Regions from separate parts of the Homo sapiens genome. Here region 2 is linked to region 1. The links are chromatin contacts, found by Hi-C in ENCODE. All regions are on one chromosome and are shown on one strand. Each heading gives the region's core, a stretch centred on a gene start or an enhancer-like site at or near the end of the contact. The rest is flanking DNA. Distances are from core to core; before and after follow the strand shown. Region 1 overlaps DCHS1 (dachsous cadherin-related 1). Region 2 holds the start of OR2AG2 (olfactory receptor family 2 subfamily AG member 2).

Region 1 (7,322 bases), core at 3,174-5,673:
CATCACCTGCCCCATTTCCCCAGCCCCCTCACGTTTTGAGTTTCAGCCATACTGAATTTCCTGTAGTTCACCAAAGACACTACCTTTTTCCATGCTTCTGACCCTTTGCACATACTGCTCTGCCTGCCTGAAAGGCCCTTCACTCCCTTCCCTCCTGGCTTATCCCTTCCCTTCCTCATATCTGGTCTCAAACCCTGCCTTTAATGACTCCACCGGGCAGGCTTGAACTCTGTGTTTCGTTGTTGTCATTGCCTCTTCCCTGTCTTATCTCCCCAAACCGCGCTGGGACCTCCTTGATGGCAAGAGTGCGTATTACTCATCTTTGTGACTCAGGGTCCCACACAGGTGCTTGGCTGTGAACAAAATGAATGAATACATGGGTACCTCACAGCACATCCCTCACCCTCGTTCACTCTTCAGAAGACTGACACCTAGTCTCAGCTGCCCACATAATTAAGAAATTTTCACACTACTCACTTACTCTGCTGGAGACACTTCCACTCCCCTCACCTACAATTTATTCTTCCTTCGTCTCCCTCGATCCTCTTCCTCTCCCTTATCTGTACTTTATCTTTCATTCAGTTAGCAAATATTTAAGAAGTACCAGAAGTTTGCAGACCCAAATCCATTGAGCCAGGTGTCTACTGGGGCTCTGGGAAGGGATGGAAGAAGCAGAAGCTGTGCCAGACTACAAGGCATTACAGTGCCTCACCAGATTCTTTCCCCAGAGGTGTCCTAGGCTGCTCCTTCCTTTAATGCCCTCTTAGCCCACGGACTCACCCACCCTGAGCCCTCCAACTCCTGGCATCCTGGCCTCAGTCCTCCCCATATTAGGTTCCTTGATTCTTGTACTCTTTTCTTCTTCCCTCTCCTGCCTGTCAGTGGTAACAGAGGCAAGACTGGACTCTCTCTTCTCTGATGCCCTGGTATCTGCTAGGAAAAGCCCCTCCCAGGGGTTCATGCTATTGTCTCCTAGCTTCTTCCCAGCTTCCTGCTGACCCCCCTTCCTTCAGCTCCTGTATCCATCTTCCCTAGGTAACCTTCTGACACCAGGCCACTTTCAACCACTGCCACTTGGGAGGGGCTTCCATTTCCCTGTGTCTCCTGGTGAAAGGGCACCTCCTCCAGGAGGTCCACCTGGAACTTCCAAGCCCTTCTCTGCTCACTTAGTATGCTGCAGTGTCCTTGTTATTTTTTTCTCTTTCTAAGCTACTGGATAGAAGAAGCTTGTTATCTCTCAGAGCCTAGAACACACCTCTTATATGGATGGTGAGAGAGAAAGAAGGAAAGGAAGAAAGAGAAGAAAGAGGGGAGAGGGAGCCACACTTTAGACTTTCCAGACACACTATTTATGGCCTGGATGACTTAGCTTCTTTGAGCTCCCCTTTCATCAGGTGAAAATGGAGGTAGCAGTATCTCCTTAAGAGAGTTGTTTTGGGGATTCAGAAGGAAAATTATTAAGTGTTCAGCTATTAACTTAGTTAATTTTACTTCTACCATCTCAGCCCCTCTACTATGCTGTCCTACCCTCAGCTTCCCACTTTTCCAAATTTGTTCTTCTCCTTCAACATTCTGGTTGCTACATCTCCAACTTTTCTGCTAGCTCTGGCCTTGCTGGCCTCTTCTACAGCCTAGACCCTGATTGTCAGGGTCAGAATTTAGGGCAACCCTTGCTGCATGTCACTACCCCGTGCCCCAGCTCCCTCACCCTGCCCTGCCCGTCCCTGCCGAGTCTCCCTACCTGTGAACATCATGAAGGAAAGGACTTGATCTGTCCACGTCACCTCTATCTCTAGGGCTTAGTATGGCATTTGGCACATGGTAAGTCTTCAACAAGTATTTGTTGAATAACAGATTTATCAATGAATCACTTCACATGTGTACCCTACGACCTCCTCTCCCCTCTCCATTTTTTCTTTGTCTCCTGGAGGCCTCCAGTCATCCTCCATGTTCCTTCCCCTCTCTTACCACCTGCCCCCATGCTCACCTGGACTGACAATTGTCTCAACATTGAGCTCCTCCTCCTCTCACCCACCCTGCACACACTGCCAGATGTATTCTCCTAAAACAGAACTTTGATCATTCTCCTTCCCTGCTTTGCTGCCTGACCAGTTATATGAGCTTTTATCAGAGCATCCCGAGCCCTCCAGCAGGCAAGCAGTGTGGTCTAACAGAAAGCACTAGCTTTGGAGTCTGTCAGGACTGCATTCTAGATCATTCTAAATGTCTCTCTGCTACCTTCTTTGAGCCCTCAGTTTCCTCATCTGTGAAATAACACTTACTGCAGAGTTACTGTGTGTGTGTGGCACACAACAGCAGCAGCTAACATTTAGTGAGCGTTCACTGTGTGCTGGACATTGTGCTATGTTTATTGTTAGCATTATTTCATTAACTCTCATATCAACCATTTAAGGTAAGCACTTTAAACCCCAGAGGTTTAAGAGGAAACTAACACTTAGAATGTTTAGTAACTTGCCTAGACTCATGCTTAAGTGGCCGAGTCAGGATTTGAACTCCAGCCTGACAGTCGAGCCTGCCTTCTTAACCACTATAATAATATCTCATGCTCACATACTTATAAAGCTTACTATGTGCCAGACACTACTCTAACAGCCAAATACAATGTAGTAGGTATTATTATTGTCCTTATTTATAAATGAGGAAATGGAAGCACTGAGAAACTAAGTGGCTTGCCCAAGGTCACACAGCCAGTAAGTGAAACTGGGAACCAAATCCAGCTGGCTTGGCCCTGGAGTCTGCATCTTAACCACTATCCTGTCCTGCCTTGCTATGATATATTGTCTCCCTATTCTAGGGGTGTAGTAAGCATGTATTGGTGAATGAATCCATGCTGATGTCTGCTCTATGGCTAGCTATTGGTTGATCCATTCTTTCTCATTTCCCACTGCAAGAGGCTTGCACCCTTAGTACTCTTCTGGCACAATTTTCTCCACGATCACTAGAGACCTCCTCACTGCTAAATTTAGTGTCCACTTCTCAGCCCTTATCTTACTTGAATTCTCAGCAGCATTGGACATTATCGATCCCTTTCTTTTTTGAAATGTTTTCTCCCTTAACTTCTGTGATACTGCCCCCAGGAAGAATAAAGGTCTCTTCAACCTACTGCTTAATGTAACTAGTTCTCAGGGTTCTGTCCAAGACTCTCTGCTCACTCTACACATTCTATCTGATGGAGTCTCTAAGGCCACAGCTTTCAGTTACCCCATGATTTGTCCAAATCCACATCTCCAACCCTGGTCTCTATGCTAAGCTGCAGGCTTGCAAACCCAGCTGTGCTTGAATATCTTCACATGGGGATCCCAACAGTCACCCCCCAAAATGGCTTTTCCTCTGCAGTGTCCAAATGGAACCACTTTAGTAACCTGGCCAGAACCCTGGTAGGCAGGCCGAAGTCTAGAGTCCTTCCACTCCCTCATCTTCCTGGAGAGTCAGTGACCAAGTCTTCTTACCTTCACCTCCTCACATCTTTCATGTCTGTATCCTCAGCCTCACCGCTGCTAACCTGGACTCTCCCAGAGGCCTCATTCTTCACCTCTCTCCTCCAGATTCTCTTCCTTTTTCAGGCCTCCCTTGCCCTGTGAGGACTCTGTCCCCTCAACTTCCCTGTAATTTCTTATTCTCTCCATCTTTCTCTCCTCCCTGAATCTCAGGCAACATAGACTACATAGTCCTGCGACCAAATTAAGGCTGTGTTAACTCAGGAAAATTGTTTCACTCTGAGTCTCAATTTCCTTGTTTGAAAATGGAAGCCGGGATTCCTTCCTCACAGGGTTGTTATGGTGATTAAATGAGATACTGTCTGTGAGCTGCTTGGCACAGGGCCCAGCGCACCATAAAAGCTCAGAAAATAGACTTTTCCTCTGCCTCTTTTGCTCACATCTGTCCTCAGCTTCTCCCTGGAGTGCTTCCTGGGAACCAGTCCTCAGGAGGGACAGAGCCAGGCCCGGGCACTGCTCTGGCCACTGTCCTATGGGGCTGTCCCAGGGATATCCAGGGAAGCTAGTTTGTTAGCTGTCTCCTCCTCCCTCCTGAGCCCCCTCCTCCTTCTTCCAGCTCTGGCCCAGCACGCACCGGTGGGGCTGTGGCTGTTCCTGCCTCAACTCACCTCCCCTTTCTGAATTAGCTCTGCTCCCTCTTTCCTCTGCCATACACAGTCACTCTCCCTCAGTCTTGTTCCCTGTCATCCCCCTACCAGAACCTCTTCTCACTTCCTCTTTCTTTTATGCCTGGCCCTGTATCCTCACCCCTTTGCTCACTGAGGCTACCCTCTTCTTCCTCCACTTCTAGCCCATCTACCTTTTGTGGCGCCCCTCCTCACCCCTGTTGTCTTTCTGCCCCTCGCTGGCCCTGGGACAGGAAGTTGAGGGAGGAGGCCTGGGTGGTGCCAGCTCCCCCAGCCTGTTTCCCCTTCAGCGCCTCGGGCCACTCCTCTACTTCCTCCTGGAGCACCCCCTTCCCTTGTAGTCCCCCTGCTCCTCCCCCCCAGCCCACCTCTCTTTCCTCTCCCATGTTCCCCCTGCTTCCAGGTCCTGTAGACACACAGGCTGGGGGTGTGAGGGAAGCTCTGTTGGTGAGGGAGGGGGAATTGACATCACGTTTCAGGCCCCAATGAACAGTCTTGCCCCTCCCCCTCCTAATGAGAACCAGCTGTGGTTCCAGAGGCCCAGATGTGGGGATGGAGGAGGAGAGCAGGATGGAGTCAGAGGACCAAGTAGCAGGACCGGGGACAGAGTGAGGGCACGTAGCAAGGCAGAATCAGGTGGGAGAAGAGCCATGACAGATTTGGAAGAAGGAAGAAGACAGATCTAGGCAGGAGGCAGCATATGCTGGGGAAAGAGACAAGATGGAGGGGCAGGCCAGATCTGGGGAAGGGATGGGACAGACCTGGATGGGGAAAGATACAAGAGCAGGGAGGAGGAGCCAATCTCAGGGAAGAGGAGTGAGAAACACTGGACGGACTTGGGGAGATGGTGCAGGGGAGAGCTGGAGCGAGCATGAGACGGTCTCGGGAGAGAGTCTGGAGTTCGAGTTTGGAACTGGAAGGCTTGCAGCAGGAAGTGATGAGGCACAGTCCAGACAGAGGCCCCAGGGACCTGGAGGTCACAGCTGCAGCCGCAGAGCTGACCACGAGTGCCCCGGCAGCATGTGCGAGAGCATGCCTGCGTGTGGGTGGGTCTTCAAGTGTGAGTGCATGCTCGCCTTGTCAGTCTGTGCATACGTGACACTGGGCCTGTGTGTGTGGAGGGTGGGTGTGTGTGGAGGGTGGGTGTGTGTGTGTATGTGGGGGCATATCAGAGGGTGTGAACATGCCTCTTGGTGTGAGGGCCATGAGAAAGTGTCTTTCTGTGTGTGTGTATGTATGCCTGCATACGTGTGGGGGTGGGTTCCATGTGAAGGAATAGGCTCATCTGTGTGGAAAATGTGCTTCTGTGTATATATGTGAAAGGGTCTCTGTGTGTGTGCACTGGCTGTGTATGTTAAAGCAAGCCTCTGCGCACGTGTGTATGAGCATGTGTTGAATGTACCTGTGTGCATGTGCATCTGCCTGCATGGGAATGCATCTTCGTAAGCCTGACAGCATGAGAGAGAGTGCCAGGCAGTGCATGGGGCTGTGACTTTGTGAGTGTGCACCTTTGCGTGTCCACCGTGAAAGTGTTCTGCAAGAGTTTGCAGTGGTAGGAGCACAGGTTGAGAGAAGGAGTTGTTTTCACACAGGGCATCTGCCTGGACATGAGTCTCTCCTCTTGAAGTCTGATCATTCACCTGAGATTTATCTCAAACCATTCATAGATTGCTTCATTCAGAAAACGTGTTTATCATGTACTATATGCTGTGCTCCATGCTACATACAAAGATGAAGAAAATACAGTCTGGGCTCACAAACAGCTACTTGTCTGGGTAGGAAGACAGGTAACTATAATACAGAGTATGATAAGCACATTGGCCTCACTATTATCTTCCCTCCCTCCAAACCATGACTGCTTTCTCTCCACTAACTGATTAAATCAATAGAGCCATTCTTACCCCTTGACCCCTAGCCCAGCCTTTGGGCTTAGATCCCTGATCTGGGCCCTGGAACCATCCTTGTACTCTCATCCTCTCCCTTCTTCAGATCAGGCCTGGGTTCACCCTGACCTCCTTGTTCTGAATCCCTCTGACCTGTTATTCCATGTGGCACACATACAACCCCAGCATTCTGAAGCTGGGATGAAGGCAGAGAGGGGGCCTATCAGGGGATGGTGCTGGGAATTAATGAAAGAGAGTCTAGCAAATACCCAGCTCTGTGTTCCTTTCTTACATTGTTTCTAATTTTCACAAAACCCCACAGGATAGGTGTCAGCATAGCCATTTTACAGATTACGGACATAATGCGCAGCCTGGGGCTCAAACCCAGTCCAAGCTCCAAAGCCCCTGCTCTTTTTGTTGCTTCACACAGATGGGAGAGAGGAGGTGGGTCAGAAGTGTAAGTAGGGGAGTCAGAAACCCACCTCTCTCTGTGGAAAGGAAGTCCTACAGCACAGCAAATCTGTAAAGACCTGAGAACAGGTTTGTGTAGTCACAGGACTGACCGAGGGGCCTCAGGGTCCTGGGCTCACATGTGTTTGTGTGTGTTGTCTCAGTTGGCATGACCATGGATGTGTCTCTCTGAGTGTGTTACGTGAGTATGGTGGTGTGGAAGCATGAGGCTCTGACCATTCATTTAGCACGGGCTGCCTGCTCTTGCTATAACTCTACTAAATGCTGGAGAATCAAGAGGCTAACCAAGACCTGTCACTGCCCTCAAGGAGTCTCCAATCCAGTGCAGAGGGCAGACACATGAACAAATCGAGGCTGCTGTGCAATTTATTGTCAGTGTTTACCAAAAGTAATGAGAGCCCAGTAGTGTGTATAATAGGCTCTGCACAGGCAGGAGGGAGTGATTTTGTGGAGAGGATTTTTAGAGGTTATCTCATGACAAAACAGTAGCAAATACAAGGTGAGGAGTTAGGAAGGAGCATGGTAATAGATTTCATGTTGGAGTGCAAGGTATGGTGGGGGAAGTAAAGGTGAGGGACCATGGAGAAGTTGGCAGGGCTCAGATCATGAAGACATGTTAAGGACTTTATCTTGTAGATCAGAAGTTCTATACCTAGTTAGTGTCCATGAACCTCTTGATGCTATAGACATAAGTTTGTGTGGTTGCCTTTCTTTCCGTAGAGGGGCATTTGTTTTCTGCTGTCAGTTATGGGAACCAGTGGAAACCTTTCATCAGGAGTGGTTTGGTGAGAGTTGTGTAGGTATCTCCAGTCAGGTGGAGATGG
Region 2 (7,642 bases), core at 790-3,289, 120 kb before region 1:
AGGTATGTAGGGACTAATTGATTATTACCATAAACTCAGCTCCCAGAATGCAAGCTAGGACCTTGATAATATCCTCACCTTCCCATAAGGTCATGAAACAGTGAGAGAAATCTAATGTAGCTGATGCCATCTTACTTCTGACCTCACAAGCTAACTGCCTTTGCTCATTCCTACTGTGGACCAAGCCAATCACAAAAAGAATTTAGATTATACTTTAACTTTAGAACTAATGACTCTCTCACTTTTGAAACAGACCCCCAAGGAGGTAAGGAAGTATGCATACAAGTAACAATGATTAAAGATTTATAGAAACAAGGTGGACTTGACAAGTAGTTGACCATGAACAAAGAAGTTTTGCCACCTCCTCAGACCTTTGCTGATGCCCAGACATCTGTGTTCACCAGTCACCTCCTGGTCTTAGCCCCATCCCTTTTCCCCCTCCCTCTAACATAAAAGGAGCCTAAAAATTAATCAACTTTAGATAGTTCTTTAGGATGTTAGTCCACCATCTTCTCAGTTTGCTGGCTTTCTGAAATAAAGTTGTCTTCCTTGCCCCAACACCTTTTCTCTCCACTTATTGGCTGTCGTGTGGCAAGTAGTAGAAGATTTGGACTCGACCACATTTAGCAGTCCAGCTCTCTGCCTCCTTTCACTATAACTATTAACGCAAATTTCATGTCCATCATTTTCTTTCTTCATTTATATGTAGTTTTATTGAATGTACACATATTTATAGGAAGTTTATTTTCACTTAAGTTCTTAACACTGCAAAAGAAGTACCACGATATATAATCCTAAGGTGTCTCTTGCTTCCCTTAATATTAGTTTCCTAAGTTGCTTTTTTTGTTGTATGCTCTGGTTCCTTTGTTTAGATTCCTACATAGTAACCCTTTGGTGCATATCTATCTATTCCACTGTTGATGGGCATAAAGGTCGTTTCTAATTTTTATTGTACTGTGAATAATGCTGCTCTTATAATTTACATGTTTAAAACCGTCTTTTCAGTACATTCCTTTTATAATTAAAAAATAAAAAGATTTTTATATTAGTTCTTCTGTTGCACTTCTGAAATAATTTTGAGTATATATTTTATATAAACAGAAAGTGGAAACTTATTTTTATTTTTTTTAAGTTCAAAGAGAAAAGATATGATAACTCCGGAAGAAATTTTCAGCATTTCCTGGTGAAATGGCTGATTAAAGAGATACTAAAGAATGAGGAAGATTAAGCACAGAATTGGGTGAGAGATGGGAAAGCCTGAACTAAAAGCAGAAGTGAGTGCAAGCAGGTGCTGTGTCATCATCCCAAAGCTCTGAGCAGCTCAGCTGACTGATCACAGAATATGTAGGCCCATGAACAAATGAACACACACAAGAGGGAGTAGAAAGGAGAAACAAAGAACTGAAAAATAAATTAGTGCTGGATCCTCATTAAAGCTCAGTGAAGGAAGACCTGATATTAACAGAAGCATAGTTAACTCCCTCTAGTTGGTAATAGCCCAGGCTAGTGGCACAAAGAGGGATATGTGAGTGGCAGCATCTATAGAACCCATGAGACAGACTTTATATTTTGGACAGAGGGCTGGACAGGGAGGTGTTGCTTTTCAGATTGGTTACTGACACTATCTATTTTGTCAGAAACAGCCTCTGTCTGGTTTTCCGGTCAGTGATTTCTAGGTTAAAATTATAGTTTTGGTTTTGTAAGGCAGGAGAAAGATCTTAGACTCCAATGAGTGGTGAGACACAGCAAGCCCATGGCGGGCAGAACAAGGCCTCAAGGTTCAGAGCTCATTTGGTGGTAAAGTTTGAAGAAATGGCAGGCCAGGAGACATGCCCAAGGGGATTTATTAAAATCCCATTTCCTGGAGCAATATTTTCAGGGGAGGTCATGTCAGCTGAGAGGGTGAGACTATGAACCCTCCCCCAGGACAGGCCTCACTGTTGGCGCAGAGACAGTAAGGCTGGGCATTGGTGGGTCTCTTTTAAGCAGCTCTTCTTATACCTCTTTTCTCACATTCCTGCTGTGCTCCTCTTTTATCATGAAACACAGCATGAGGGGAATATATGAAATCTGAGGACCTGGACTTAAGAACTCAGCTAGAACCATTCCAAAGCAGTAAGGACTTTCTCGCAAGGACAGTGAATGAGAGAACTTTGGAAGAGATTCAGCTCCTCACTTCTGCAGGATCCTGCCCTAGGTTCTCAGCTGCCTGTCTGCATCTATCTCTACTTCCAGAGAGGACTTGCAGTGCCAGTGACTGGAGGAGCCTTTGATCTCTGATCCTAGAGACAGCCATACACACACCTACATTCATCCTGGCCAGAAGAAGCAACTTTTCTTTCTTTGGCTTCTTGAACCTCTTTACCTGGAAGCTATGCCCCTTCCCATATGAGGTAAGGGCTCTGTCTCCGTTTCAAGGCAATATGGGAAGTCTGGAAGTCCTGAGAAACAGGGTCAAGACCTTACACTGCTCTCCTTCTCAGATTCTCTAGTTCCTCAGGCTTTATGATTCACTCACTCCCATCTATATCTTATCAACCTTGTACATGTACCCATCTTGCACATGTAGGAACAACCAAAATAATTCTATGCCATTGGCCAGCCGTGAGTTCCTAGAATTCCTGATGATGGCCTCCTGGTAAAAGTCTCAGTACTTACCTTTGTTACATCTAGATTTTCCTGGCCTCCAGTAGTTTGATGTGAGTCCCCAAATGAATAGTACCTCAAAGGAGGACTATCTAAAATATGCTGAAGTGCCTTTCCCCTGCAGGACTGCTTGGCGCTAAGTCCAGTGCCACACAAAAAGCCAAATGAAGTAAATACAAAAAATAAATATACTGAGCAGAGATGAAAAAGAAAAACTTATAAAATATACTTCCAAAAATTTAGCTCTACCTTGTTAATTGACTGACCATTTTCCATAAACTATAGCAATGCCTCTTAATATCAGCCTCTGCTGACTTCTCTTGGTTTGAAATACCCGCAACCACCAGCAGTTTTCCAGAATGAAGCTCTTCCTCTGTAGGCCCAGTGTGTGTTCTCTGGCCTTTCCCTTTAGATGACCCCAGAGAGAACTCAGTAAATGGAAAGAAGGGAAAACAATAGTCCCGTATCAGAGGGAGGAGGTAGGTATGTAGGATCCTGAGTCCTGGTTACACCACCTTACCCAAGCCCTGATTTTTCTTCTCTTTGAAATCCTGTCCAAACATCTGGTGCAGGAAGCTAGAAGAATGTGCCCAGCTAATTATGTTCCTCCTTTTATTTACCTGTCCATTCATCTTTTTATTCAAGAAAAATGAAGGCATTTCAAATCTAATATTTAGCAGAAATAGTGCTTAGAATTGACTTTGGACTTGTGTTTTTGTTGTCAACAGACAAATAAGGTTTTCCGGTCAGTGGGTCAGTGGTTCCTAGGTTAAAATTATAGTTTTGATTTTGTAAGGCAGGAGAAAATTCTTAGACTACATTGCGTGGTGAAACACAGTTTTATACAGGGTATTTTTCTGGGGGTTTCTTGTCCAGACTTCACTGGGCAAAAGTGCAAGGAGGACATTCATGTACTGTATTTTAAGGTTCTGACTTTCACGGTACCATCCCTCACTTTTTTTTTTTTAATTATATCCTGACCCATTTTGATTTAGCCACCTCCTATTTATCCTCAGCCTTTAGTCTGTATACCACTTCCTTGGTGAATCCTTTCCTGAAAACTCACTTATATGTTCTCCTAGTGTATTTTCTTTCATGTATTTTTTTTTCACTGGATGTATGTAGGTGTTTGTGGGATCGATTTTTCACATCTACACAGTTGCCCAAGTGCAGTGCCTGAGATATCATAGGTCCTTAGTAAATATTTATTGAATGAATGAAAGGAGCAGGATCAGATGCGCCTTCCAATGTCAGGTTTTTGTATGACCTTACCACTTAAAGGTTCTAACTCTGAGTTGACCAGGATAGGGACATAAATGGATAGTTGGAGAAGTAGGTGCAGATTATGGAAGGGAAAGATGAATAATTTGATCAAGAATTATTTGTCTCTTCCAAAAGGCCTCCTAAGTCTTCCATCCGACTGTGAAAAAACTGCATTCACAAAAAGCGAGCCAAGTGAACGCTGTCCCACATGGACCTCACACTCCACTCCTCCTCCCCAACCCCTAGCAGCAGAGCTATCATATGGATTCAGGGTTCAGCAGAAACACCATTTTCCTTGTATTCCTAAGATTTGTGGGGAGAAATCTTCTTCTCACCTTGTGTGTGTTGCTGTGGCTCACAGGTAACGCTATTGCTTTGGGCCGTTTCTACAATGTCTCCTCCTTTGTAGCTCACCCCTTGTATCATGTGCCCTAAACACAAACACCTGCCATGCCACCACAAATCTCATGTATTGCCTTTATTCCTGCCTGTTTCTGAGAAAACATCTTATTATCTCAGCAAACACCTTTTGTACTGTTCCTCTAGATTTACCTCTAGAATCGATACCGCCATGACTGTTAAATTCAGCCCAGAATTCTCTTTCCCTCCAGCAGAGCAGCACTTGAAGAGTCCAGGTGATCAAGCAGCCCAAGAACCCAGAGATTCTCCTACTGAGGAAAGTAATCAACAACAATGAGACTGGTTTAAGGGAGAAGACAGCAAAGAGGTTTTTTATAAATAAAATTTTAAAAACTGAATTGGAATTCCAACTACATTTTAAGCAGAAAAATAGCTAGATCTTAAACCAATCCCCAGTATATTTGTTCATTGTGAAGAAAGAGATGCTTTCATCTATCTACAAAGATGTTTGCTTGGGCTTATTCTTCAGGATACCTTATTTGAAGGGATTTCTAAATGATTACTATTAACAACATGTCAAAATACCTGATACCAGTTTAGCTGATGGTTTATTTCAATAAAAGCATTCAGAAATCAGAGGCATACTAAGAAATGGAAAATATATCATATTATGGGATTCCTATTGGCCAATGCACAGTGACCTAGAACAATCCAAAGCTAGAGTGAACACCTTTAGAAAAGCTTCCACTGATAATATATTTGGTTCTAGGCAACTAAAAAAACACATCATGGAGCTCCGGAACTCCACCTTGGGAAGCGGCTTCATCTTGGTGGGGATTCTGAATGACAGTGGGTCTCCTGAACTGCTCTATGCTACATTTACAATCCTATACATGTTGGCACTGACCAGCAATGGTCTGCTGCTCCTGGCCATCACCATAGAAGCCCGGCTCCACATGCCCATGTACCTCCTGCTTGGGCAGCTCTCTCTCATGGACCTCCTGTTCACATCTGTTGTCACTCCCAAGGCCCTTGCGGACTTTCTGCGCAGAGAAAACACTATCTCCTTTGGAGGCTGTGCACTTCAGATGTTCCTGGCACTGACAATGGGTAGCGCTGAGGACCTCCTACTGGCCTTCATGGCCTATGACAGGTATGTGGCCATTTGTCATCCTCTGAAATACATGACCCTCATGAGCCCAAGAGTCTGCTGGATCATGGTGGCCACATCCTGGATCCTGGCATCCCTGATTGCTATAGGACATACCATGTACACTATGCACCTCCCTTTCTGTGTGTCCTGGGAAATCAGGCATCTGCTCTGTGAGATCCCACCCTTGCTGAAGTTGGCCTGTGCTGATACCTCCAGGTATGAGCTTATAATATACGTGACAGGTGTGACTTTCCTCTTGCTCCCCATTTCTGCCATTGTGGCCTCCTACACACTAGTCCTATTCACTGTGCTTCGTATGCCATCAAATGAGGGGAGGAAGAAAGCCCTTGTCACCTGCTCTTCCCACCTGATTGTGGTCGGGATGTTCTATGGAGCTGCCACATTCATGTATGTCTTGCCCAGTTCCTTCCACAGCCCCAAACAAGACAACATCATCTCTGTTTTCTACACAATTGTCACTCCAGCCCTGAATCCACTCATCTACAGCCTGAGGAATAAGGAGGTCATGCGGGCCTTGAGGAGGGTCCTGGGAAAATACATACTGCTGGCACATTCCACGCTCTAGGGAAGGATCATGGCTTGCCTCTCACCATTCCTCCTCCAGATAAAATTCTCTACTCACTCATTCCTGCTCCAAATAAAATTCTCTACTCACTCATTCTTCAATACTGTACTCTGAGATGATAGATACATTTTTTAAATTTTACTTTTATTTTCAACTGTGAATCTGGTGTGTACAATGATCTTGAGTTAAACTCATTTGGCACACATCATCCTGACTTTGGAAACCCATGTTATAAAAATAACCAGATGGGGGAAAAGCCTTGAATGGGTGTTGTAGACTCACTCTGTGGTAGGCATCGTCCTGACACATTACCAAGTAGACATGGTAGGGGATTAGCTTTCCATTTTAACATCACATAGCAGTGAGAAGCAGCAGTAGTTTTGGACTGACCAAATTCCAATAGCCTCTCAGCATCAGAGGAGGACTACTCCCTTTGAAGCAGATTCTTAAACTACTAATAGAGGGAAGAATTTTCAGAAGATATATTAGACTTCCTGTTTATTAAGTAGATGATTATTTGAGCAGTTAGTGGAAATGAATAAGAGTTATGTGACTGCATTTGTACTCTAGACCTAAGGGACCTTCACATTGGTTACTTGAGTAATGATAAATAATTACATTGAAAGAGTGTGGCCAGGCGCAGTAGCTCACGCCTGTAATCCAAGCACTTTGGGAGGCTGAGGTGGGCAGATCACCTGAGGTAAGGAGTTCAAGACCAGCCTGGCCAACGTGTGGAACCCGGGTCTCTACTAAAAATACAAAAATGAGCGGGGCATAGTTGTGGGTGCCTGTAATCCCAGCTACTCGGGAGGCTGAGGCAGGAGAATTGCTTGACCCTGGGAGGCGGAGGTCGCAGTGAGCTGAGATCGCGCCACTGCACTCCAGCCTGAGCAACAGAGAGAGACTCCGTTTCAATAAATAAATAAATAAATAGAAAGAAAGAATGGAAAAGGATAAAGAAAGATATTTCTACTTGGAAATTTTGACAGTCTTTTTGAAAATGGGCATTTTTACATTGCCTAAAATTAAAACTAAAATAAAGAATGAATAAAATAGAATTGAAAGTACCAGTTTTAAAGTGAGTACAATAACAATGAGAGAAATTTGTTGGGAATATTGTCTAAGTTTTTTAAAATGTGGACTTGCAGATATGTGAATGTGTTTTTAAACATTAAAACAATTGAAAGAGGTTATATTCTTGAGGTGAGTGTATGTACATGTGTGTTTCCATAGAAAAGGAAGTATAAAATTTATAATTTGCTTTCTAGCTAGCCTAAATAAGCCTTATTTTTTTTATTCTACTCATCAGTGTGGGAAGATTTATAGCAAAATTTGGGAACTTAAATTTGTTGAATGCAGAATTCCCAAAATATCTTGGCTTACATAGGTGTTATTATTCTTGAGAATAGTGCTTTGTCAAAACACAATAATTCTTGTTTTCTTTATAGAAATAATATTACATTATTTAATCTATAAAGCTAAACCATAAAAAATAAAAGATAAAGCTAATCTATAAAATTAATCCAACTTTGTTATAAAAACTGAGAAAATTAAAAAAATTAGAATAAATCAAAAATCACTTATAAATTTTTCTTTTTTGTTGCACATATATGCATTTTACTGAATTTAAATGT

Evidence for each region. Hi-C counts contacts between places; a loop is a spot of excess contacts on that map. Pooled maps may share reads with other maps.
Region 2: a loop to region 1 is called in a pooled map, with 2.0 times the contacts of the local background. The contact joins the promoter of OR2AG2 here to the enhancer-like site in region 1. A Hi-C loop is called at or near these places in 1 of 50 pooled maps.

What each region holds. Positions count from the first base shown.
Region 1 is chr11:6,644,097-6,651,418 of GRCh38, reverse strand. The region is part of intron 1 of DCHS1 (dachsous cadherin-related 1); the gene reads left to right. Among named protein-coding and RNA genes, the nearest start is that of DCHS1, 8.1 kb to the left of the region's middle. RefSeq lists an enhancer at 3,763-4,263. Within about 2 kb of position 4,423, at least 25 of the 41 ENCODE cell types and tissues checked have a DNase peak (open chromatin) inside an H3K27ac peak, as active enhancers do.
Region 2 is chr11:6,766,373-6,774,014 of GRCh38, reverse strand. It overlaps OR2AG2 (olfactory receptor family 2 subfamily AG member 2), which reads left to right and starts at 2,039. Exons shown (of 2, transcript NM_001004490.2): 1 at 2,039-2,393; 2 at 4,521-7,642. The coding sequence starts at 5,058. The coding sequence ends at 6,008.